Linked DNA regions of Homo sapiens: region 2 is linked to region 1. A link is a loop called in an ENCODE intact Hi-C map of the cell type or tissue named here. Cell type or tissue: natural killer cell. All regions are shown on one strand. Each heading gives the region's core, and the rest is flanking DNA. Links, peaks and the distances in the headings are about the cores only.

Evidence for each region. A loop is a pair of places that touch in the nucleus more often than their neighbours do. Peaks named below come from ENCODE experiments on the same cell type or tissue, not always from the same donor. Only the 100,000 strongest peaks of a DNase experiment are listed, where the experiment ranks them.
Region 2: a loop joins it to region 1, with 7 times the contacts of the local background. A loop is called at or near these places in 3 of 110 quality-filtered maps.

What each region holds. Positions count from the first base shown.
Region 1 is chr11:108,882,241-108,894,882 of GRCh38, reverse strand. All of the region lies in intron 16 of DDX10 (DEAD-box helicase 10), which reads right to left. Among named protein-coding and RNA genes, the nearest start is that of DDX10, 220 kb to the right of the region's middle. In natural killer cell, for the core only: no CTCF peak of the experiment used is centred there; DNase peaks (open chromatin) are centred at 7,022 and 7,312; H3K4me3 peaks cover 219 bases; H3K27ac peaks cover 247 bases.
Region 2 is chr11:108,943,452-108,956,093 of GRCh38, reverse strand. No RefSeq gene overlaps it. Among named protein-coding and RNA genes, the nearest start is that of DDX10, 280 kb to the right of the region's middle. In natural killer cell, for the core only: no CTCF peak of the experiment used is centred there; no DNase peak of the experiment used is centred there.

The DNA of each region.
Region 1 (12,642 bases), core at 2,776-10,775:
ATACTCTTTCCAGTAGTAAAGGACGTTTTTCCTCTTCAAAAATGAGAATGAGTTATAAAATGCCCGAGTGCCCTCAAAATTTCATAATAACTATTTTATTAAAAAGTCACATAGTTGTCCTTTACTGAAGGCTTTAATTTTTTATGACAAAGTATTTTACAAAAGAACACAAAAGAGTATGCCCATATGAGCAAAATACCATTTTTAACGTTTTGCATTTTGAATTCTATTGACTTTGTTATTTTCCCATGACACTTCGGCAACAGAAGAATTAAGTTTGTGTTTACAAAAATTAAAGAAATGGCTCTAAGATATGCCATGATAATTTTCTTAAATCTGCTCCATTATTCACTTTAGGCTTCTACTTTCACATTTAATTCATCCGAATTACACATTAAAATTAGTCATGATCTGTAGCACATAACAAGCAATGGCTTATAATCAGGAAAAAGACTGATAACTCACTTTAAAGTGTATAAACACATCTTTTAATATTCTGCTGAAGAATCTCCATCTCAAGTGTATTAGAAAGGATGAACGTTTTAGTAACTATCAATTTCCTACATCTTTACCACCTTCACCTTAAAGACAATGAGAATGCATAAAGGTATTTCAATTGCACTATTACCTAATTCTTAGTCTTCCTGTTATCTGAAAACTAAGTGCCAATCTACTATCTCCACTGCTAAAACATGCAAAGTGTATTATTCTCATGCTCTCACCTTTCTTTTTTAATCAAGAAAACCAATTAACTAGTTCATAATTAACATCTGATCATTAGATTTTCATAAAATTCATTTGTGCAGTGAAAACCTTCAAGTGCTGAAATTCTCTATTCCATCCCTTTACAGTTTGCTGCAGTCATTTACAAGTGGACTTCGATAGGGGAACATTTAATATAATCAGTTTTCCATTCAGCATGACAAAATCAAAGAAAATATTTTGTTTGCACAGGAGACATTTACTTTGGGTAGATGAATACTTGGGAATCATAACTAACTATCCACTGCATACATTTGCATGAAATTTCTATTTTCTATTACTTTCTCTGGAGAAAAGAAATACCTAATCTTGCATATCAGTCCCCAATATTCTGTTTAGCAATCAATGCTCCCCCGGTGGGACTGACAAAAAGAATTTCCATACATCATTGAGCTGCTAGACTAAGATTAAATCACCTATCCATATGTAATTATTTAAAGATAAATATTTGAGACTACAATCTCTGGCGATGACATATTTGAAAGACAGTTTATTTCGTGCAGTTTTTTTTTTAAGGTAATTTTTTCCCTCCAAAAAAATAAGGAAAATAAACTGCTATAAGGAAAACACAAACATGGTGCATAATTATGAGAAGGAACAATATCATTATTTATGGGTTAACATTTAAAAATTAACAATAACAATGTCTAGCACATATTTAATGAATGAAAACATGAATGAATGAAAATCTGTTAGAATTTCACATTTTACAGATAAGAAAATTATAGGATTAGTAGAAAAATACGGTAGTAGAGCTAGAACCCAAATCTTTGGGTTTTAATATAAAATTATTTTTAATAAAGTTAATACAAAATTCATTCCACAAAAGACAATTTAACCAAATATCCCTTACCATCCAAAATCTGCACTACCAAGTCAATGATATGAATAATCTTCAAATCAATCCTAAACTATCACTATATTAAGAAGCTACTATACATGTTAATGAACTGTCATGTGCACTTCATCTTTTCCTTCCTTTCTTCAGCAAGTATTTATTGATCATCTGCTATATGTCAGTAGATGAAAGACTTCTATAGAGTAAAATACCTGTTAATAGAGCTACTATATTAGCATACACATACACACAAAATAAATCAAGAGGACTGTGAAGATTTCACATATAAGATTCTAAACAGTCTTAAGGATGAGTTGGAACTTACAGGGCAAAGGGAAAGATGGAGAGGCAGGAAGGAACAGGGGTTGTTTAGTAGAGCAACAGTGAAGGATAGGTGAGAATAATAGTAAGGGCCAGTTGTACACATGCTAAGGAAACTTGGACTAAATTCTGAGTCCAAGGTTATTAACCTTTTAGAAATAAGAACTTCCTTCATCATTAAAAGAATGGTATAGATTCGTCAATCCCCATCTCATCCCAAATGATAATTGTACTTGTTATCTGAGAACATATACAATGACAAAAACTATTATGAATTTAGAAACCCCTTTTTAAATATATTTTTCACTAGTTCTATTAATAATAGTACTCACATATTTTCAAATTAATAATATATATGTAGGATAATTATTTCAGGTATGTCTTTAAAAACGCTGATTGCACGGGCATTACTACAGGATAATGCAAATGAAGAAAAACATCAACAAATGAGGTTAAAAATATTAATGGCAAAGGATATGAAATCATATGTCTTAGTCCGTTTGTGATGCTATAAAGGAATAGTTCAGACTGGGTAACTTCTAAAGAAAAATGGTTTATTTGGTTCACAATTCTGTTGGCTGGAAGACTGGGCATCTGGTGAGAGCCTCAGACCGCCTCCAGAGGGGAAGGGGATCAAGCTTGTGCAGAGATTACATGGTAAGAGAGGAGGCCAGAGAAAGAGGGAGGGAGGTGCCAGCTCTTTTCACCAGCTCTCTTGACAACTAATAGAGCAAGAACTCAGAATTCACTCGTTACCACCAGGATGGCACCAAGCCTTTCATGAGGGATCCACTCCCAAGACCCAAACACCTCCCACTAGGCCTCACTTCCAACACTCGGGGGCGATCAAATTTCAACATGAGGATTGAAGGGTCAAATATCCGAACTACAGCAACACCTGTTCTGACTACTACATAAAGCATAAGACAATGCAGCATATTCCCAGATCCATGTGCAGGCTTTCCAGGTCTCTCAGTTTTCTGGTTGGAGACATTAAGAAGCTATCGATAATACTAACAAATTGAGGATACTGCTGTTAGGTCTGAGAAACTCATCTTTGCTAATTTTAGGGGGATTTTTATACTACCCTGTTAGCTCTTCACTCTTCCCGGTGCCCTCCCCACAAAGTGTTCTGGAGAATTCTGGCTCCATGCCTGCTGCTCACAAATTCAACTAGCACAATCCTGAGTGTAAATTATGACAACAATGGGTGATCAGACAGCCAATTTTATACGTGTAGCATACTTTAGAGGACCGGGTTCGTGCTGACTTGAGATTCATTCCTGAACCACAATATGTAATATAATGTCAAGAGTAACGGCATTATGGTGGGGACTGATTTACAATTATACTTTGAGGCAAGAAAGTGCAGAATTGGAACACTTTTTTGAGAAGTCTTCTTTTTCTTTGCATATTGGCTAAGTTATCCACAGAGTCATATATAATTTGAGAAGGTCCACGATGGAAAGTTCTAATTATTGAAAGAATGTGTTGTTCATTCATAAATGCTTTCTGCACATGTAAGAGTCAACTGGATAGACAGACTTAATTATCTGCCAGCCAATCATGATTTCATTGGCTAGGTTATAACCTCAGCCCTGCACAGCGCCTGTGAAGGGCTCAGGAGGAGAGTGAAACATGATCTTTCAAGGGTCTGGAAGAAAGTTGGGAGCACAGGAACCACTGCAGGATGATGAGAATGAAGGAAAAACCAAAAGATTAGTTTTTTAAAAATGTAAAAATTCCTCAAAATGCTTAAAATCTTTTTGAGAATGCTGGCCTAAAACATAATTCCTGTCACCAAAATGCTTAATGAAGACCCCACATTGCTGCACAGTCAGTGTAACTGCTATAGCGGTCAAAGGAGTTCCACAAGGGCTTCATAAGAGGCAGGACGTGGATTTGAGACAAAATTTAAAAACTAAGTGGTAGATGGAAAGATAGTCAGTAGACACACACAAAAATGGTCTCGAACACAGAGGGAGAGCAGGGAGAAAGGCTGCATGCACTAGAGCAGAAGCCTGCTGGGAGGGGAAGCAGAAAATCAGGTCACATCTAGCAGTTCAGAGCTAAACCTTAACCTCAGCTGCTACAGGCATGGCATGTACAGGTGGGATTTCTTCCTTAGTCTCAACCTTCAGCTCTTTATGTCAGTATTTCCACGGTTCCTCCCTCATTTCTAAATATATTTACCCATTATTTTATTATAAATGTTCTCACATGCTCCCCCAATTCTCTGTGGAATAGAACTCAGTGTAATAAACAAGTAAATTTCTGGCAGGATTGTAGGGTAAGATCATATTACGTTGAAAAAAGTAGTTTAATGAATGAGGAGCTCTCCACGGGTTTCTGAACCTACCCCTATGCAGGGTAGAGGCCTTTTTTTTTTTTTTAAGTGGCATTTGAAAAACTCATTCTAGCAGCAAGTACCATGTTGAAGCAATGGGGGAAAAAGAGGATGCTGCAGCACTACAGGAACCAGGTAACACTCAGAGGACTTGAGAGCAAAGTAGCGGCTCTGGAATAGGAATAGCCGAGGGCATTTGCAACATACCACTGATAAATCCTACTACACAGACACCATTTGTTATTCCCAAGAAGTAACTAGAGAGCAGAAGTCTCTCTCTCAGCTACGGTTGGGAGCTACAGCTTATCATAGATGAATTCCTCAACTAATAGCCTACTTATAGGCTATTATCGTATAGGCACAGAATGTGGGTTCCATATTTCATATTTTTTCCTCATTTTTACAATCGATAATGATTATCTAAGACATTTCTATGAACCTGCATTTATCCTTATAGGAGACACAGTAAAACTACCAAATACTCAGAATAGTGAAATTCTCAGGGAAAGCCTTTGACTAAGGCAATCCATGCATCTATACCATAACAAATACCCAAGATCTGTTGGTTTATTCCGTATTATCTGGTCCTATATCAAGTTCTATATGCTTTTTTATCTTTATAAGGATATTCAACACACATTTTTTGAATCTCTGCTACAAAAGAAATGAAATTCCTTAACCTGTTTAAGTATTGAAAACTATTAAAGAATTGGTATGTTGCATTGCATTTTCTTTATAATGCTTCAAAGTGCCAGAACAATCATTTATACTTATGATGTGGCTATTCAAGCCAAACTTCAAAGCAAAAACATTTTCTCATTCTCATGCTTGTTTTTCATTCTTGGCTCTGTCTTCTAAAATTGTGAGTTTGCTTTGTAATTCTGGTCTACTTGTCTCATAGCAACCATAAAAGCACACAGGTAAATGGCTATTCTATGATTAAATAACCTTTTAAAGTTTCTCCATATATTGCTGTAATTCAACTTACAATGTGAGCTACAGAATTTGACATTTATTATGGTCATCCGTACTTTGGCAAAAGTTTTTTTCAGTAATATTTTGTTTCCTTAATAAAAAGTAATCTGAAGCAAAAAAAAGTTAACATTTGATATTAGTGGGAACACAGATGATAATTTTATTTTGTACCTTTTCAATTAGTTTTAAAGGTTTTATTATTTAAAATTTCAAAAACCTTAAATATCAACAAAAAAAGAATAATGTTTAAAAGAATAATACCTTTCATCCATTGTGGGAATCCCTCACTAGAGTTTTATACAGTGACAGTACTTCTAGGTCATAAATAAAATAAAATTTCCATTATTCAAACATAAGGAACTGGAATTGTCAATTAAGTTAAAATTTGGGGACATTAAAATTTTAGATGAAAGAAGCAATATGTGTTATGAATCACTACAGATTTCAGCTTTATTCTCCTGTGATTATGACATCTACAAATTATGTAATAATAAAAGCTGAAAAAGATAACCTGGAAACACTGTAAGATCCTGAAATAAGAATTCTGACATCTGTATAATCAATACAGTTTACAAAGCACTTTCACTAAACTGACCCTTAATTCTCAAACAAACCTATTTGATGGGCCTTTATTTCTATTTTATAAAAAAGGAAACTAGGGCTCAGATATTAAATACCTTGGCCATGCTGTTGGTAAAAGGGCAAGGTCTGGACTAGAATCAAGTCTTCTAGCTACAAACTATGTTCTTATCACTAAATCATACTACCTTGTAGTGCAGAAAAATAGATTTCAACCATGGAGATGAACACCAGGGTCTATTGGTTAGCTTTCAAAAAAAGTGGTTTTTTTTTTTTAAACGATAGAATTTGATAAATCTTGTCAGACACATCAATATGTATATCCCACGTCTAGTCTATTACCAGTGCAGCAGCACATCCATGCAGCATCCTTAGTAAAATGCTTTAGTTTAAGCCAATCTCATCCAATTAGGAAAGGACATAGGTATTCTGCAGCATAATCCCTAGTCAAAAATACAGGTACAGCTGTACAGTCTTTCAGGAGTCTGTGTGCGCAGAGAAGTTAGGCAGGGAATATATAGAAATAGTCAAGACAAGTAATATTAACAACTATATCTGACTATAGGAAGCAAATGGCATATGACCTTTACAACCAGAAGAGAGTATATTTTACTTACTTAGATCATCATTGGGCTTCTGTATAGTAAAGAAAGAAGTTTAGGGGACTCTTTGGCCAACATAACTACAATGCTAATGGAAGGGGGGAATATATATTGAACAAGTATAAGTATTAAGATAATTGGAGCCACCCATGGTATGTGCAGACATGCTACCAATAAATTCATGTTAGAATAGTATTGCCACCCCTTATTCAAATTTAATTTGACATTCAATACAGAGAGGTTTTTTTTATGGTTTATGGCCTCCAGAAAAATAATATAAATGGTTTGATATCTTTATTTTCATTATAGTCATTATTCCTCTCCTAAGAAGACTTGTCTATGAAGTGACTGGCAGGCTATTAAAATCCATGAATCATCTAACCTAAAAAATACGGCTCATAAGCATTAAGAACACTATCTCAGACAAGTAATACCCATTTCCTCTGATTGAAAACACTATAAAAACCAAGGGCAATTTAGTAACTAGAAAGTGGGGGGGAAAAAAGCTGTATTTCTTTTCTTTTTTCTTTTTTTTTCTTTTTTTCAGAGAGTCTTGCTCTGTCACCCAGGCTGGAGAGTGGTGTGATCGCGGCTCACCGCAATCTCTACTGCCCAGGTTTAAGCGATTTTCCTGTCTCAGTCTTCCTGAGGACTAGCTGGGACTACAGGCACCCACTACCACAACCAGCTAATTTTTTGTATTTTTAGTAGAGAGGAGGTTTCACCATGTTGACCAGGCTGGTCTGGAACTCCTGTCATCAAGTGAACCACCCGCCTTGGCCTCCCAAAGAGCTGGAATTATAGGAATGAGCCACTGCATCTGGCCAAAAGCTGTATTTCTAACCAGTGGTGTTTCTGGTTTGTTTTTTTTTTTTTAAGCAGACTATGAGTTTCCGGTTAGTGTGGGTTTATTCTTACATCAAGAGAATTCACTAGCAATCTGCTCAGAGCGTTAACAAACTTGCTGTACCACAGTTTTTTCTTTTTTTTTAAGAAAAAAAAATGACAGAACTAGAACAAAGCAAAAATAAAAACAACTCTTTCCCAAGCAACTAATTTTCTACATACAGACAAATATAAAAGAAAAAAGTATTTCTAAGGTTTTTTAAAAAAAGAATGCTTACTTTTCTGTTTTGGAAATAGGTACTTATTTCTAAATATCAATTAATTATCTCTATTCTATTATTAATAGCCTTGACTATCACATTGGATAAAGGAAAATATTACATGATACCTAAATGGGCCACGTACAACATGGCAATAAAGTATTCCCATTCAGAAGATTGAAATTATAGATAAACACCCCAATTTTCCTTTTCTCTATTAAAAATATTCTAATTTGTAGGTATTTCCAAACTCTACAACATGGAAATAAGGAGTTAATTATTCCATTTCTAGTGTTTTCATATAATATACCATTTTCCAAGAGTTACATATTTAGTTGAGGAAGAATAGAGAAGGATGGTGACTAAGGCAGCCCAGAAGACAAAATACAGTAATGTTTCATTACACTAAAACAATGGTCATAAAAGTAATGGATAACCTACAAATGTCCAGAATAGCACATGAATTTTCGCCTGATGAAACCAGTTTTGAATGAGATTAGCAATGGGTGAGATCAGTCATGAATGAGATTAGTTTTATATGACTCATGGAATAATGTTTGCTGGAAAACAACGACACAAGAACACAGATTCAAACTTAACTTGGTGGTTAAATAACTGAAAAATGCTTGTTTGTCTTGAAGAAACATCTTTCTTATCTCCTGTCTAGTGGTTTTGATTTGTTTCATTCCAAATAAATAAAAGCTACTTTGTTTCTGGTATCTTATATCCTGAATTTGACTGATAAGTAAAGCAATGATACAGGCAGCATTCAAATGAGGATGGATTTTCAACGGCAAAATTCAAAAGGCCTTTTAGAAGAACTCAGATTTCCAGGGGGTATAGGAGGCTTTTTACATTCTATTATCCAAAAATCTGGTATGAAGAATGAATTTTCACAGGCCACTGACAATGACCTATGGAAAAAAATGCATTTGCACATAATTTTTCAGAGGAAGAAGACAGACTGTAGAGCTAAAAGCTCTGAGTTTGAACCCTAGCTCTGGTACTGCTTTATGTATTTTACCTAAGCTTTCTGAATTTATCTTCTCATCTGCAAATGGGGATTTAACAACCTGCTTTTTAGAGTTCTGAGGCTTAAATATCTTTCACAGCGCCTGGCAAATACAAGAAATTAACAAATGCTACTTCCCACCTACAGAAGCCAACAAGTGGTATGCAGATATCAGAGGAGAATGAATCATATACCCTTCCCCTTATCCCCTCCCCTTCTCAAAATAAAATGCCAAAAACCTGGTATTATACATGGGTAAATTAATTTTTAGTTCACTGAAAGCTATTCCCACTGCTGTATCTTCACTTGAATTTTGCCTTCTTCCCTTGACATGTCCAAATCCAATTATTCCTTTATGGATCAGCTCAAGTCTCAGTTTCCCAGTAAAATCTTTTCCCTTAATTCTCTACACCTCTATGTGTAATAAATAGAAGATTTTCTACCTCAAAGTGACTTAGCTGAATTGCCTGATTATTCTTAAATTTTGGCCCCAGAGGTTATCCTTGGGAGTATTACACTTGTTATCATGTACATCCCTAAATTTTTCCATGCTGTTAGTTTTAACTCAATTAAAAAGCATTTTATCTTACTACCTGCAAAGCAGAGTATGGGAAAATGGGGGCAGAGGCAGGGGAAATTTAATGAGCCATTAAAATTGTGAAAATGGGCCGGACGCAGTGGCTCACACCTGTAATCCCAGCACTTTGGGAGGCAGAGGAGGGTGGATCACCCAAGGTCAGGAATTCTAGACCAGCCTGGCCAACGTGGTGAAACCCTGTGAAACCCGAAACCCTGTCCCTACTAAAAATACAAAAATTAACCAGGCGTGCTGGCGGGCACCTGTAATCCCAGCTACTCGAGAGTCTGAGGCAGGAGAATTGCTTGAACCCAGGAGGCAGAGGTTGCAGTGAGCTGAGATCACGCCACTACACTCCAGCCTGGGTGAGAGTGCGAGACTCCATCTCAAAAAAAAAAAAAAAAAAGTGACAATGAATGGAGATGGAATCACGGAAGGCCTATGATACCACACTGTGAGGTTACATGTATTGTATTCACTGTGCAATGAGGAGCTACTAGAGGTACCAGGAGAATGACAAGATTAGATATGAGTTTGAGAAAAAACTGGTAGTGACATGGGGGCATTAAGATACACTGAAGGCCATTTGGAAGCTTACTGTCATTAGTCACATTAACAAACAAATGAAACCAACAACAACAAAAACAAACAATGTGACAAAGAGTATTAAACTAAAGCAGTGGAGATTAGAATGTCTGTAAATGGAATTTGGACATAAAAAGGGAGGGAGGGGGAAGACTCAAAAAAGCTTGATTCGTGTTTTTGGTAATTTCATTAAATTTCACAAAATCATGATGGAAAGACCACCTGTAGAGGAAAAATGAGTCATATTATAAATATGTTTAATGTGTGAAGCTTATCAAAACATTCGTGTGTAGAAGTTGAGAAAGACTCAAAAGAAAGGTGGGGCTCCATTCATAAGACTTGGAAGTCAGCTCTGAAGAGATCATAACTGAAGTTAAGGGGGAAAATCTTTGAAAAGTACAATAAGAAGTAAAGAACTGTGATGGCAAACTTTATTTAATTCTCAAGCAGCAAAAGAGAAAACAAAACATTAGATAACTGAACCAATAAGATCAATAATTCTGAAATGGGTGGGGATAGAGAGTTAGAGAAACCAAGGAAGAAGAGTTTCATAAAAGAGGAGAATGTAGAGTAGGATAAAAGCTGAGATACGATCCAGTGCTGTGACTTCTGAGTTACAGAAGGGCAGAAAGAGCAGAGATGAATGAAGACAGAGACCTACATCAAGGCTGGAAAAATATTAATTAGCAGGTAATTGGTAGGTAGCCATCAATAGTTACGGGAGGAGGGGAAGAGGCAGAAGGTGAGAAACGAAGGAGGGAGGAGGGAAGCAGGCAGAGTGCGGATGGTCCATATGTAGACTGGGGGAGAACAAGCTTTCTAGAATAGGGATCATCAAGTGTGAAGGCCCAGAGGTAGCCATGTGCCTGGTATGTTAAAGGAAGGTTTGTGCCTAATCAACCTGGTGAGTAATGATGGCATATACCATGATGGAGAAGACTTGGAGAGGTACTGATTTAGCAGAAATCAGGATGAAGATATGTAAATAAAAAATTTGTCTAGTTGTGATAAATTTGAAATGCCTAATAGACACCCAAGTGGAAATATTAAGTAGGCAGTTAAATATATGAACCAGGGGCTCAGGAGAGAGGTCACAGCTAGAGATAGAAATTTAGGGTTCATCAACATTGGAAAGATATTTAAAGGCTGAAAATGGATGAGATCATCCAGGAGCAAGTGAAGACAGAGAGGAAAAGAAGTCCAAGGACTAAGCTCAGAAGCATTCCAACAACTTCAAGTCTGGAAGTAGAAGAGAAGTTAGGAAAGAAGATGGAAAAAGAGTTCCCAGGGAGGTAAATGGAAAAATCAGGAGAACTTTATATCCTGAAGTTTACTGAAGAAGGGCTTCAAGGAGAGAACAGACAACTGTGTCAAAGGCTGAGAGGTCCAGTAAAATAAAGACAGAATTGACCACTGTATTTGATAAGACAGAAGTTGCTGCTGATTGTGAAAAGACAGGTTTTGGTCAAGTGGAGGTATAACATGCTGAGTAAGTAGCCTGAAGAGATGAGAGATGAGGAAGTGGTAATAACAGCATACAGAATTCTGTGGCATTTTACTATAAAGGGAAATCAATGTGACAAAACTGAGGATGAATGCAGACTCTAGAAAGAGACTTCCCCCCTTATTAGAGAGATAACATGTTTGCATACTAATAAGAAGATCTGGTAAAGACGGAGAAATTGCTAATACAAAAGAGACATGGTATAATCCTGGAACAAAATCCCCAAGGAGAAACGAGAGGATGGGATCCAGCAACCAAATAGAGAGGCTGGCCTTAAACTGCAGTTGGGACGATTCATTCGTGGTAACAGATGGAAAGGCACAGATGCAGGAAAGAATATGATATAACAAAAAATAATATCTTGAATTACTACTGTTTTCTCAGTAGTAATTTCAGAGATTCTGTCAGTGATTTTTTTAATATAACTTCAAAAGCAATCATCATAGGTAATATGGTCTACTGAATATAGGACGAACCAGGAAGTGGGTTCTAGATCTGGTTCTGCCAGTTTGCCACCTAAATAACACCAGTCAAGTCTCTCATCTCAAGTTTTAGTGAAAATTAGTACAAAGTGTCCTTAAGCAGAGAAAGCATGTCAAGAGAGGGGGGAAAAACCCCGTAACATATCCCTTTCCTGCTCCTTTAAAGCCAATACTTAATGATTTTAATGATAATCATTATTTGAAATGATAGGAGCAAAAAAGAGGAACGAATGGACAAAGACATTATTGAATAACAGAACTTTGGATATGGACGCAACATTTTAAGAATAAATGAGGAAATGTTGAAGACCCAGAGATTTTAAATGATTTGCTCAAGGTCATATCATTGGCCCAGCAAAAGCAAAAAGCATAGTATCGTGTATAGTTTAATGTCCTTTCTTCCAAGAGCATTTTTGCACATTACTGAAACGCACTTCTCTGTAATTTCCTAAAGTACTAACAGAAATAGAAACAAAAGTTAACACAGACAAGAAACTTGTTAAGTCTCACTTCCCATCCATCAATGAAAATAAATAAATTTGACTCTCTATTTACATATAACAACTTAAGAGCATGTTTCAAATTACCTTATTATCTACACAATAGAGGATTAACTGCTTACATTATAGATGTCACCATGAAGTTGTTATGGGGTTTTAAAACATGTTTCTTCACAAGGTGGAATTAAACACGAGTCTTCTTTAGTCAAACAGATTGCTGAGCTCATTTCAGCCCAACATTCATTGACTAGGTGCTCAATCTTTTCTAACCACTGCCTCCATTTCTGAGACAGATGTGGAATTAAAGCATGAATAAAGCAGTCTAGGATTATAACATGAATGGAATGCCCTGGCGTCGAGAGTTATCTTTTCAAATGAGCACAGAAAATGTGAATGCTTCTGCCTGTTCCCAGATGTAAAGGTGTGGGGGCATATTTTGAACAAACACCATT
Region 2 (12,642 bases), core at 3,122-11,121, 61 kb before region 1:
CCACATTATGGAATATGATTTGGCCATAAAAAGGAATGAAGTGCGAATACCTCCTGTAACATGAATGAGCCTTGAAAACATTATGCTCAGTGAAAGAAGCCAGACACAACAGGTCTATATTGTAGTTTTCTTTTCTTTTCTTTTTTTTTCTATTTCTTCCTGGTTCAATCTTGGGAGGTTGTGTGAAAAGGAAATTTACCAATTTCCTCTAGATTTTCTTATTGATTTATTTTATTTTACTTTAAGTTCTGGGATACGTGTGCACAATGTGCAGGTTTGTTACATAGGTATACATGTGCCATGGGGGGTTGCTGCACCTATCAACCCTTCATCTAGGTTTTAAGCCCCATATGCATTAGCTATTTGTCCTAATGCTATCCCTCTCCTTGCCCCCCAACTCCCAACAGGCCCCGAGGTATGATGTTCCCCTCCCTGTGTCCATGTATTCATTGTTGAATTCCCACTTATGAATGAGAACATGCAGTGTTTGGTTTTCTGTTCCTGTGTTAGTTTGCTTAGAATGATGGTTTCCAGCTTCATCCATATCACTGCAAAGGACATGAACTCAACCTTTTTATGGCTGCATAATATTCCATGGTGTATATGTGTCACAGTTTTTTTATCCAGTCTATCATTGATGGGCATTTGGGTTGGTTCCAAGTCTTTGCTATTGTAAACAGTGCTGCAATAAACATATATGTGCATGTGTCTTTATAGTAGAATGATTTATAATCCTTTGGGTGTATACCCAGTAATGGGATTGCTGGATCAAATGGTATTTCTGGTTCTAGATCCTTGAGGAATCGCCACACTGTCTTCCACAATGGTTGAACTAATTTACACTCCCACCAACAGTGTAAAAGCATTCCTATTTCTCCACAGCCTCACCAGTATCTGTTGTTTCCTAACTTTTTAGTGATCGCCATTCTAATTGGAATGAAATGGTATCTCATTGTGGTTTTGACTTACATTTCTTTAATGACCAGGATGATGAGCTTTTTTTCATGTTTCTTGGCCGCATAAATGTCTTCTTTTGAGAAGTATCTGTTCATATCTTTCACCCTCTTTTTGATGGGGTTGGTTTTTTTTTTTTTTTTGGTCTAAATTTGTTTAAGTTCCTTGTAGATTCTAGATATTAGACTTTTGTCAGATGGATAGATTGCAAAAATTTTCTTCCATTCTGTAGGTTGCCTGTTCACTCTGATGATAGTTTCTTTTGCTGTGCAGGTATTTTTCTATTTATACAAAATGTCCAGAATAGGCAAATCCACAGAGACAGAACATACGTTCGTGACTGCTAGGGCTAGGGAACATGATGGGAGCAGAGGGGATACCTAAAGAGTACAGGGTTTCCTTATGAGGTAATGAAAATGTTTTAAAATGATTGTGTTGATAATTGCATAAATCTGTGAATACACTAAAAACCATTAAACTGTACACTTTAAATGAGTTAATTGTATGGTATGTGAATTACATATCAATAAACCTGCCAAAATGCATTAAAAAGTATATCTACTTCTCAAAAAAAAAAAACCCCACAAATATCTGGGCCTTAACTCCAGAGTTTCTGACTCAGTCTACCTAGGGTAGAACCCAAGAATTCACGTTTCTAACAAGTTTCCAGGTGACACTGATGCTGCTGGTTCTGAGGACCGCACTACAAGAGCCACGGATCTATAGTATTCTTAGTCTGATTGCCTAATAAAATGCAGGAGGGCTCTGTGCACGTCTTCTAGGTCTTTGGAGATCTGCATTCCCCTTTTTGTTTTTATTTTCTTATACTGGGATGGTCACAGCATGAGGAAGTGAAGTCTTCTGATTTATCTCTTGTAAGAGCAGTAGACGCCCAATGCAAGACATACCCCTGAACACAGGCTCCCCGTCGGTAAGTGGTTTTCTCAGGGTGTTGAAAATAATTCCTCGTGGCATTTGATGTGACTGGCTTGGATGCAAAAAGTATCCAAGAGTCTTTTCTAAACCTTCATCTTGACTGTAATTTAGAGTTAACTTATTCTTTAACTGAGGGGGCCTCATTAGGTATCTTGCATCAAAATCTTTAATACTGTTATAATACGCACATCTATTATCCCACAATTTCCCTTCTACAAATGTATTCTGAAGGAAGTAATAGGGATGTGTGCAAAGATTTGATTGTAAGGACATTCATCATAAATGTATTCAATAGCAAAAATTTAGAAACCACTTAAATGTTCAATCATAAGAGATTAAATAAAATATGATGCTTCTGTTGCATGTCATTTTCTGAATAAACCTTTTATTTTAGAACACTTTAGATTCACAGAATCACTGTGAAGCCAGCATAGAGAGTTTCCGTATACCCACACCCAGTTCCCCTATTATTCACATCTTACACTAGTATGGTATATTTGGCACAATTAATGAACCAATACTGATAAATTTTGATTAACTAAACTGCATACTTTATTCAGATTTTCTTACTTTTTACCAAATGTCTTATTTGTCCCCTAAACTCCTCTTGACTTGACCATTTCTCAGATTTTCCTTGTTTTCAATGATCTTGAGAGTTTGGAAAAGTACCAGTCAGGTATTTTGTAGAATGTCTCTCCACTTGGATTTGTCTGATGTTTTTCTCGTGATTGAACTGGGGTTATGTATTCTGGGAGAAAGACCACAGAAGTAAGGAGCCATTCTTTTCTTTTTTTCTTTTTTTTTTTTTTTTTTGAGATGGAGTCTCACTCCGTCGCCAGGCTGGAGTGCAGTGGTGCAATCCAGGCTCGCTGCAAGCTCAGCCTCCCGGGTTCACGCCATTCTCCTGCCACAGCCTCCCTAGTAGCTGGGACTACAGGCATGGGCCACCATGCCTGGCTAATTTTTTGTATTTTTAGTAGAGACGGGGTTTCACTGTGTTAGCCAGGATGGTCTCGATCTCCTCACCTCGTGATCCACCCACCTCGGCCTCCCAAAGTGCTGGGATTACAGGTGTGAGCCACCGTACCCGGCCTAAAGTGCCATTCTTATCACCTCATATCAAAGATACACACTATCAACACCACTTATCACTGTTGATGTTGACTTTGATCACTTGGCAGAGTTACTGTTTTTCAGGTGTTTCCACTGTAAATTTACTCTCTTTTTTGCTCTTTTCATGCTGTACTCTTTGGAGGAAAGTCACTATGCACAGCCCACGCTTTAGGAGTGGGAGTTTATGTTTCATCCCCTTAAGGACAGGACAACTACATGAATTATTGTGAATTCTCCTGCACAAGAGACTTGTCTCTACTCCCACAATTATTTATGTATTCAATCATTTATATCAGCATGGACTCATGAATACTTATTTTGCATGTTGGGTTATAAGTCAATACTACTTTATTTTGTTGCTCAAATTCTTTCATCTTTAGCCACTGGGAGCTTTTTCACTTGGCTCCTGTACTCCTTGGCATATTCTCACACTGTGAGTTTTGTGTGTGTTTCACACTTTCTTACTTTCTGGCACTACAAGATGCTCCAGGCTCATCTTGTATATTTCTTTTCTTTCCATTTTTTAGAGACAGGGTCTTGCTCTGTTGTCCAGGTTGGATTGCAGCAGTGGCACGATCATAGCTCACTGTTAACCTTGAACTCCTGGGCTGAAGCAATCCTCCCACCTCTGTTTCCTGAGTAGCTGGGACTACAGGTGTGCACCACCACACCTGGCTAATTTTTAAAAAGTTTTTATAAAGATGAGACTTCATTAGGTCGCTCAGGCTGGTCTCTAACTCCTGGCCTCAAACCTTCCTCCCACCACAGCCTCCCAAAGTGCTGGGATTACAGGCATGAGCCACCATGCCCAGCCTCATCTTGTATATTTCTTCCCACAGTTCTAGAATCAGCCATTTCTCCAATTTTTTCCTTTGTTTGGAGAAACCAAGATCTGGGCACTAGGTGTGCTTATTGCTTCTAGGTTGTATTCAATGAAATTTTAGTATGTCATTGAAAATCGTGTTGTAAAAAGATATTTAATGTCTACCAAATATTTAGAGAAAAATGTAATTTACAAAATAGTATAATCTCATAAATTCTTTCATATATAGGGAAGAAAATACACTAAAATACTAACAATGGTTATCTGTAGACATTCAATGATAAGTAACTGTATTAGGCTGTTTTGCATTGCTATAAAGCAATACCTGTCCAGGTGTGGTGGCTCATGCCTATAATCCCAACGCTTTGAGAGGCCAAGGTTGGAGAATCGCTTAAGCCCAGGAGTTTGAGACCAGCCTGAGCAACATGGCAAAACTCTGTCTCTAAATAACAACAATAATTATAGAAATGCCTGACTGGATAATTTATAAGGAAAGGGGTTTTATAGGCTTATGGTTCTGCAGGATGTACAGGAAGGTTAGCAGCATCTGCTTCTGGGGAGGCCTCAGGAAGCTTCCAATCATGGCAGAAGGCAAAGTGGAAGCAGGCACATCACATAGTGAAAGCCTCAATCAAGGAGCTTGTTTGGCAGGGGTAGGAGAGGAGAGTACCATGGAGATGGACAAAAACAATGTCAGACGGTGGTAAGTGGTAAGTACTCATTTAGGATGGCGTATGCCTGGGTGGTTTAGAGGGTGCTATTTTCCACTGACTGGTCAGAGAAGGCATCTTATAAAGTGACACTTGAGCCATTCAGGCCATCTGAGAGTCAAGAACTTCAGGCAGAAAAAATGGCAGAATCACATGGATGGGCACAGTGGCTCACACCTGTAATCCTGGCACTTTGGGAGACTGAGGTGGGTGGATTACCTGAGGTCAGGAGTTCAAGACCAGCCTGGCTAACATGGTGAAACCCCATCTCTACTAAAAATACAAAAAGCTTATCCACCATGATTAAGCCGGCTTCATCTCTGGGATCCAAGTTTCAACGTATGCAAATTAATAAACGTAATTAATCACATAAACAGAACCAATGACAAAAACCACATGATTGTCTCAACAGATGCAGAAAAGGCTTCGACAAAATTCAACAGCCCTGCATGCTAAAAACTCTCAATAAACTGGATATTGATAGAACGTATCTCGAAATAATAAGAGCTATTTATGACAAACCCACAACCAATATCATACTGAATGGGCAAAAACTGGAGGCATTCCCTTTGAAAACTGGCACAAGACAAAGATGCCCTCTCTCACCACTCCTATTCAACACAGTATTGGAAGTTCTGGCTGGGGCAATCAGGCAAGAGAAAGAAATAAAGGTATTCACATAGCAAGAGAGGAAGTCAAATTGTCTCTGCAGATGACATGATTGTATATTTAGAAAACCCCATCGTCTCAGTCCAAAATCTCCTTAAGCTGATAAGCAACTTCAGCAAAGTCTCAGGATACAAAATCAATGTGCAAACATAACAAGCATTCCTTGTGACACCAGTAATACACCAGTAATAGACAAACAGCCAAATCATGAGTGAACTCCTATTCACAATTGCTACAAAGAGAATAAAATACCTAGGAATACAACTTACAAGGGATGTGAAGGACCTCTTCAAGGAGAACTACAAACTACTGCTCAAGGAAATAAGAGAGGACACAAACAAATGGAAAAACATTCCATGCTCATGGATAGGAAGAATCAATATCGTGAAAATGGCCATACTGCCCAAGGTAATTTATAGATTCAATGCCACCCCCATCAAGCTAGCATTGACTTTCTTCACAGAATTGGAAAAAACTACTTTAACTTTCATATGGAACCAAAAAAAGCCTGTATAGCCAAGACAATCCTAAGCAAGAAGAACAAAGCTGGAGACATCACGCTACCTGACTTCAAACTATAATACAAGGCCAAATACAAGTAACCAAAACAGAATGGTACTGGCACCAAAACAGATATATAGACCAATGGAACAGAACAGAGGCCTCAGAAATAACACCACACATCTACAACCATCTGATCTTTGACAGACCTGACAAAAGCAATGAGGAAAGGATTCCCTATTTAATAAATGGTGTTGGGAAAACTGTCTAGCCATATGCAGAAAACTGAAACTGGACCCCTTCCTTACACCTTATACAAAAATTAACTCAAGATGGATTAAAGACTTAAGCATAAGACCTAAAACAATAAAAACCCTAGAAGAAAACCTAGGCAATGCCATTCAGGACATAGGCATGGGCAAAGACTTCATGACTAAAACTCCAAAAGCAATGGCAACAAAAGCCAAAATTGACACAAATGGGATCTATTTAAACTAAAGAGCTTCTGCACAGCAAAAGAAACTATCATGAACAGGCAACCTACAGAATGGGAGAAAAATTTTGCAATCTCTCCATCTGACAAAGGGCTAATATCCAGAATCTACAAAGAACTTAAACAAATTTACAAGAAAAAAACAATCCCATCAAAAAGTGGGCAAAGGATATGAACAGACACTTCTCAAAAGGAGACATTTATGTAGCCAACAAACATAAGGAAAACAAGTTCATCATCACTGGTCATTAGAGAAATGCAAATCAAAACCACAATGAGATACCAACTCACCCCATTTCAAATGGTGATCATTAAAAGGTCAGGAAACAACAGATGCTGGAGAGGATGTGGAAAAATAGGAATGCTTTTACACTGTTAGTGGGAGTGTAAATTAGTTCAACCACTGTGGAAGACACTGTGGCAATTCCTCAAAGATGTAGAACCAGAAATACCATTTGACCCAGAAATCTGGTTACTGGGTATATATCCACAGGATTATAAATCATTCTACTATAAAGACACATGCACACATATGTTTTTTGGGGCACTGTTCACAATAGCAAAGACTTGGAACCAACCCAAATGCCCATCAGTGATAGACTGGATAAAGAAAATGTGGCACATATACACCATGGAATACTATGCAGCCATAAAAAGGATGAGTTCATTTCTTTGCAGTGACATGGATGAAGCTGGAAACCATCATTCTCAGCAAACTAAAACAGGAACAGAAAACCAAACAATGCATGTTCTCACTCATAAGTGGGAGTTGAACAATGAGAACACATGGACACAGGGAGGGGAACAACACACACCGGGACCTGTTGGGGGGTTGGGGACTAGGGGAGGGGTAGCATTAGGAGAAATACCTAATGTAGATGATGGGTTGATGGGTGCAGCAAACCACCATGGCACGTGTATACCTATGTAACAAACTTGCACATCCTGCACATGTACCCCAGAACTTAAAGTATAATAAACACACACACACACACACACACACACACACACACACACACACACAAATTAGCTGGGTGTCGTGGTGGATGCCTGTAATCCCAGCTACTTGGGAGGCTGAGGCAGGAGGATTGCTTGAACCTGGGAGGCAGAGGTTGCAGTGAGCTAAGATTGCGCAATTGCACTCCAGCCTGGGCAACGAGAGTGGACTCTGTCTCCCAAAAAAAAAAAGAAAAGAACAACAACAAAAAACAAACAAAAAAGAAACAGCAGAGTCCAGTGTAACTAAAATGGTGTAAAAAAAGTAGTAGATGAGGTTAGAGTTAGAACAAAATATATGGCCTTGTAGGCTATGGAAAAGGCACTCGATTTTACAATAGTCCCCACATATCCATAGGTGTATATGTTCCAAGACCCCCAGTGGATGCCTGAAACCACAGATAGTAATGAACTCAATTGCTGTCAATTGGAGGACATGTCTGTTCATGTCCTCCACCCATAAGTTTAACGCCTTTCCATCTTAACTAAGCGCATATTACACACTTTGGCTGTAACTTGTGTGGTTTGAAGTGTGACACCAAAACTAGCACACATTTCTTTTTCCTTCTTCACGGTTTCACAGATAGAAGACTCAGTGTTACTGTACATCTTAGCAAACTTAGCATACTGTTTTTTTCTCCTTCCTTATTAAGACAAGAGCTTTCACTTTTTCACTTAAAGGTGGCTTCTCTTTGGCATATCTGAATTGCCAGCATCACAACTCTTCTGCTCTGGGGCCATTATACAGTAAAATAAGGTGACTTGAACACAAGTACTGTGGTATCTTGACAGTAGATTTGATAACCGAGATGGGTGACTAATGGGTGAATAGTGCAGTAAGTGAGGATCCGCTAGACAAGGAATGATTCACATCACAGACAGGATGGGGCAGGAAGGGGCTAGATTTCATCACACTACTCAAAATGGTACACATTTAAAACTTCTGAATTTCTTATTTCTGAAATTTTCCATTTAATATTTTCAGACCACAGTTGACTGCAGGTAAGCAAAACCTTGGAAAGCAAAACTGCAGATAAAGAGGGACTACTGTGTTTGAAGTGAGATAAGAAGCCATTCGTTTTTAGCAGAGTCATCACACGATCCAGTTTATGATTTAAAAGGATAATTCTGACTGCTGTGTGAGGGAAAGGGTAGAAGCAGGAAGACCAGTTAAGAGGTTATTGCAAAAGAAGGGAATCATGGCATGGAACAGAGTAGAAACTGTCATGGAAATGGTGTCCAAAAGTTGGCTTTTGAATATATTTCAAAAGAAGAACTGGCAGGATTTGCTAATAAATTGGATGGAAGATGGAAGAGACAAGTCAAGAATGTCTTCAAGTTTTTGGCCTGACAAACCAAAACAATGGAGATGAAATTTACTGAGATGGAAAAGAAAAAGGAGTCCATTTGTTCCCCAAAACAATGGAGATATTTACTGAGATGGAAAAGAAAAAGGAGGGGAAGATTGGGGGGTGAAATTAGGACTTCATTTTGGGACATATTAAGTATGAGATGCCCACTAAACATCCAGGTAGAGATATTGAATATAGTTGAATATGAGTCTGGAAAGCAAAGATGTTGATCTACAGACGGAAGTTTGAGAGTAATCAGTGTATAGATGCAATTTTATGCCATGAGACTAGATGAGATCACTCAGGGAGGGAATGTATGAGGTTGGTGCAAAAGGAATTGTGGCTTTTGCATTGTTGGAATTTGCCGTTTGCTATTGAAATAAATGTGGTTATGTTATACATCATTTTAATGGGCATTTCTTGCTTTTTTTTTTGCTAAGGACTTATGTCTTGCTGTTTATGTTTATTTTAGACTATGGAAATGATGATAGACAAAAGGCAAATGCGAGTGATTTTCTTATTCTAATTCAAAATGGGTCATAAAGGAGTGGAGACAACTTGCAACAACAACAACGCGTTTGGCCCAGGAACTGCTAACAAACATACCGTGCAATGGTGGTTCAAGAAGTTTTACAAAGCAGATGAGAGCCTTGAAGATGAGGAGCATAGTGGCCAGCCATCGGAAGTTGACAATGACCCATTGAGAGCAATCATCGAAGCTGATCCTCTTACATGAGAAGTTGCCGAAGAACTCAACACTGATCATTCCAAATTAAAAGCTCAACACTGACCATTCTAAATTTAAAAAAAAAAAATCGCATCTTCTCTTATTCTACACACCAACAATAAACCATTTCTCAATCAGATTGTGACATGCGACAAAAAGTGGATTTTATATGACAACCGGTGACAACCAGCTCAGTGGCTGGATGGAGAAGAAGCTCTAAAGCACTTCCCAAAGCCAAACTTGCACCAAAAAAGGTCCTGGTGACCATTTGGTGGTCTGCTGCCAGTCTGATCCACTACAGCTTTCTGAATCCCGGCAAAATCATTACATCTGAGAAGTAAGTATGCTCAACAAATTGATGAGATACACCAAAAACTGCAATGCTGGCAGCCGGCATTGGTCAACAGAAAGGGCCCAATTCTCCACAACACCAGACAGCACATTGCACAACCAACGCTTCAAAACTTGAACGAATTGGGCTACAAAGTTTTGCCTCATCCGCCACATTCACCTGACGTCTCACCAACCGACTACCACTTCTTCAAGCATATCAAAGCTTTTTGCAGGGAAAACCTTTTCACAACCAGCAGGATGCAGAAAATGCTTTCGAAAAGTTCATTGAAGCCTTAAGCACGGATTTTTATGCTATAGGAAAAAACAAACTTATTTCTCACTGGCAAAAATACGTTGACTGTAATTGTTCCTATTTTGATTAATAAAGATGTGTTTGATCCTAGTTATAATGATGTAACATTCATGGTCTGAAACTGCAATTACTTCTGCACCAACCCGAAGGCCCCTAATGTTTAGAAGTCAAGAACGTGAGGAGCAATCAGAAAAGGAGAGTGAAAAGTAGTAGTCAGTAAGGACAGAGAGAGAGACAGAGAGAGAGAGAGTTAGTTCTCTGAAAGCTAAGTGAAAAAGCATTTCGAGAAGGTAGGAACATCACTTTTACTGGAAGGTTGATTAGGATGAGCCCCAAGAACTGTTTTTGGATCTAGCAAGATGGAAGCTGGTAGTGAGTTGACAAGAGCTGTTTCCATGGAGTGACAGGAACAAGAATTTAATTAAAACACTTTAAAAGAGATGGGAGAGCTGCCAGCATCCATCTTCCCGCTGCAACCTGAAGGTGTGACACTCAGAAATGCTCCAAGGACTCTTTGTGCTAGAGAAAACATCTAACGTCACAGATAGGCTCTCCAAGGAGGAGCACTGGAAGACTTTCAGCATTCCAGTGATAAAGATCATCAATCACATTGAGAAAGAACAGATTGCTGGTGCTGGCCATGAGGCTTGCTTCAGTGAAAGCCCCATCACAACGATGTGGGGTATGGCCTGGAGACCAAAGGAAGTGCTTCCTAGAGAAGTCAGCAACACAGGGTGGTTCACAAACACACCTGCTAAGTCTGGTGATTCCTATACACACTAAAATCTAAGAAGCACTGCATTGGAGTATTCTGAGTTTTACTGAAGCTCTTTAGGGTACAAAAAACCCAAAGACTCACTAAGCCTAGCTCAGGCAGGACAACGGGGTCTTACGCCTCAGGCAGAGGAGACAAACTTATACAGGAATCCAAGAAGACCCATGAAAAGGTGAAGCCTCATGGAGACAAGAACCAGGGGGTCAGCTTGGATCTGGGAGTCTTCCCCAGACAGCCCTGACCAGGATTCACTACTCTGTGCATTGCTTCTGGTCCTATGACCAGTGGGGTCCCTCACTACTTACTCTTGTCTTTTTGCCAGTTCTTTTTCACCTATAGTTTTAACTAACTTCTAATTTGAGCTCTTTTTGCCTATCATGTGCTCCCTGGTCTGTCTCATAACCTTCCAATTTTGCTCACTACCTTAATTTCAGTTTCATAGAGTAAAAAAGTTATTCACTCAATTCATCCCTGTTTGGGCAGAGCTTTTGAAAGCACCAGCCTCCCTCACAGGCTAATGGGTTAGAATTTCAGAGTCAGCGGGCACTAGGTAATATGGTATAAAACACGTCTGCCCTGGGCTGTCGGATCAGCAGGGGCTGTGGAAGAAAATCACACTGTGATTACATGTCTAGTTAAAGTGGTCTTAAAAGACATGAAACAGGGTTTGAAATCTGGGTTGCAGACTCTTTCCCCTTCACCTACACCACCACCTCCCATCCTCCCTCCTTCCCCCCACTTCCTACGAACACCTGCAGCCTCTGGCAGTTGAGGTGACTTTTCATGTTCAGCATATTTCAAATGTTGTGTAACAAAATTAATTACATTTAATTAAACTTAACAATTTTTTACAGCCCCAAACAAATCTAAAATGCCACGTTAAGCTTATGAGATGGCAGTCCTCCAAAGGGTTCTGCCGCTGGGTGAATCCATCAGAGACTTATGTAATTTTAGGGATCATTTTACATGAGTCTGATGAATGGCCCCTTAGCCTTCATTAAGCATCAAACAAGAAATATTGTCTGGGTCCTAGACCAAGCAACTACCTATGTCCTCCCTCCTTCCTGCATTCCAGCAAGAATTCCCTCACTCAAACAATCTTCCTCTTTCCGTCTGCTCTTTTCAAGGTGCACTCAAATTATGAAATTGCTTCTCTCTTTCCCCCCACTACACAGTAGCAAGGGAGGGAACTGTATCTCTCAGAAGCACAGGGCCTGGTATATGGGAGTTGCTGAATTTATTAACATTTGTCGAATGAATGACTGCTCTTGCTCACTGGTAATGTGTTTCTCCCACCTCGTGTATTAGTCAGGCTTTACTGTAATAAACCCCCAAGTCTCAGTGGATTTCTTGTTCTGCAGGTTTGAGAGGTGGCTGTAAGTCTGCTTCACCTGCCTTCTCACCTTGGGCCCAGACCGAGGAGTGTCTTCTCTCCGGTTCATGCTGATCTGAAGGTATAAGGCAGGACTGATGGAAACATCAATGCAGCTTCAGAGCTCTGCATGTGACAAGCCCACAGTCACTTCTGCTGTGTTCTATGGACTAAAAGCAGGTCACACGACCAAGCCCAATATTGGTGAGCTATTAAGAATGTTTCCCGAGGGAGGGAGGGGGCTGGAGTGAGTATTTGCTGTGCAAAATACAATCCATCATGCATTGTTGCATGAGTTTTCTACCAGTGCTATTCTGATGCTTTAACTAGTTTTCAAAATTGGCAAAGTAAAAGTCCCTCAGACACATATGTTAGGATCCATTCAGTTCCAGGGACAGAAATACAACATAAAATATTTTATGCAAAAAAGAAATGTACTTATTCATGACACAACTGTGAAGTCCACGAAATACATTCAGGTGAAGCCCAGGAGCTCAAACAATGTCATCCGGGGCTTTTTCTTCATCTCGTTACTCTGCTCGCCTCTGTGTTGGTCTTATTCTCCCCACTCTCTC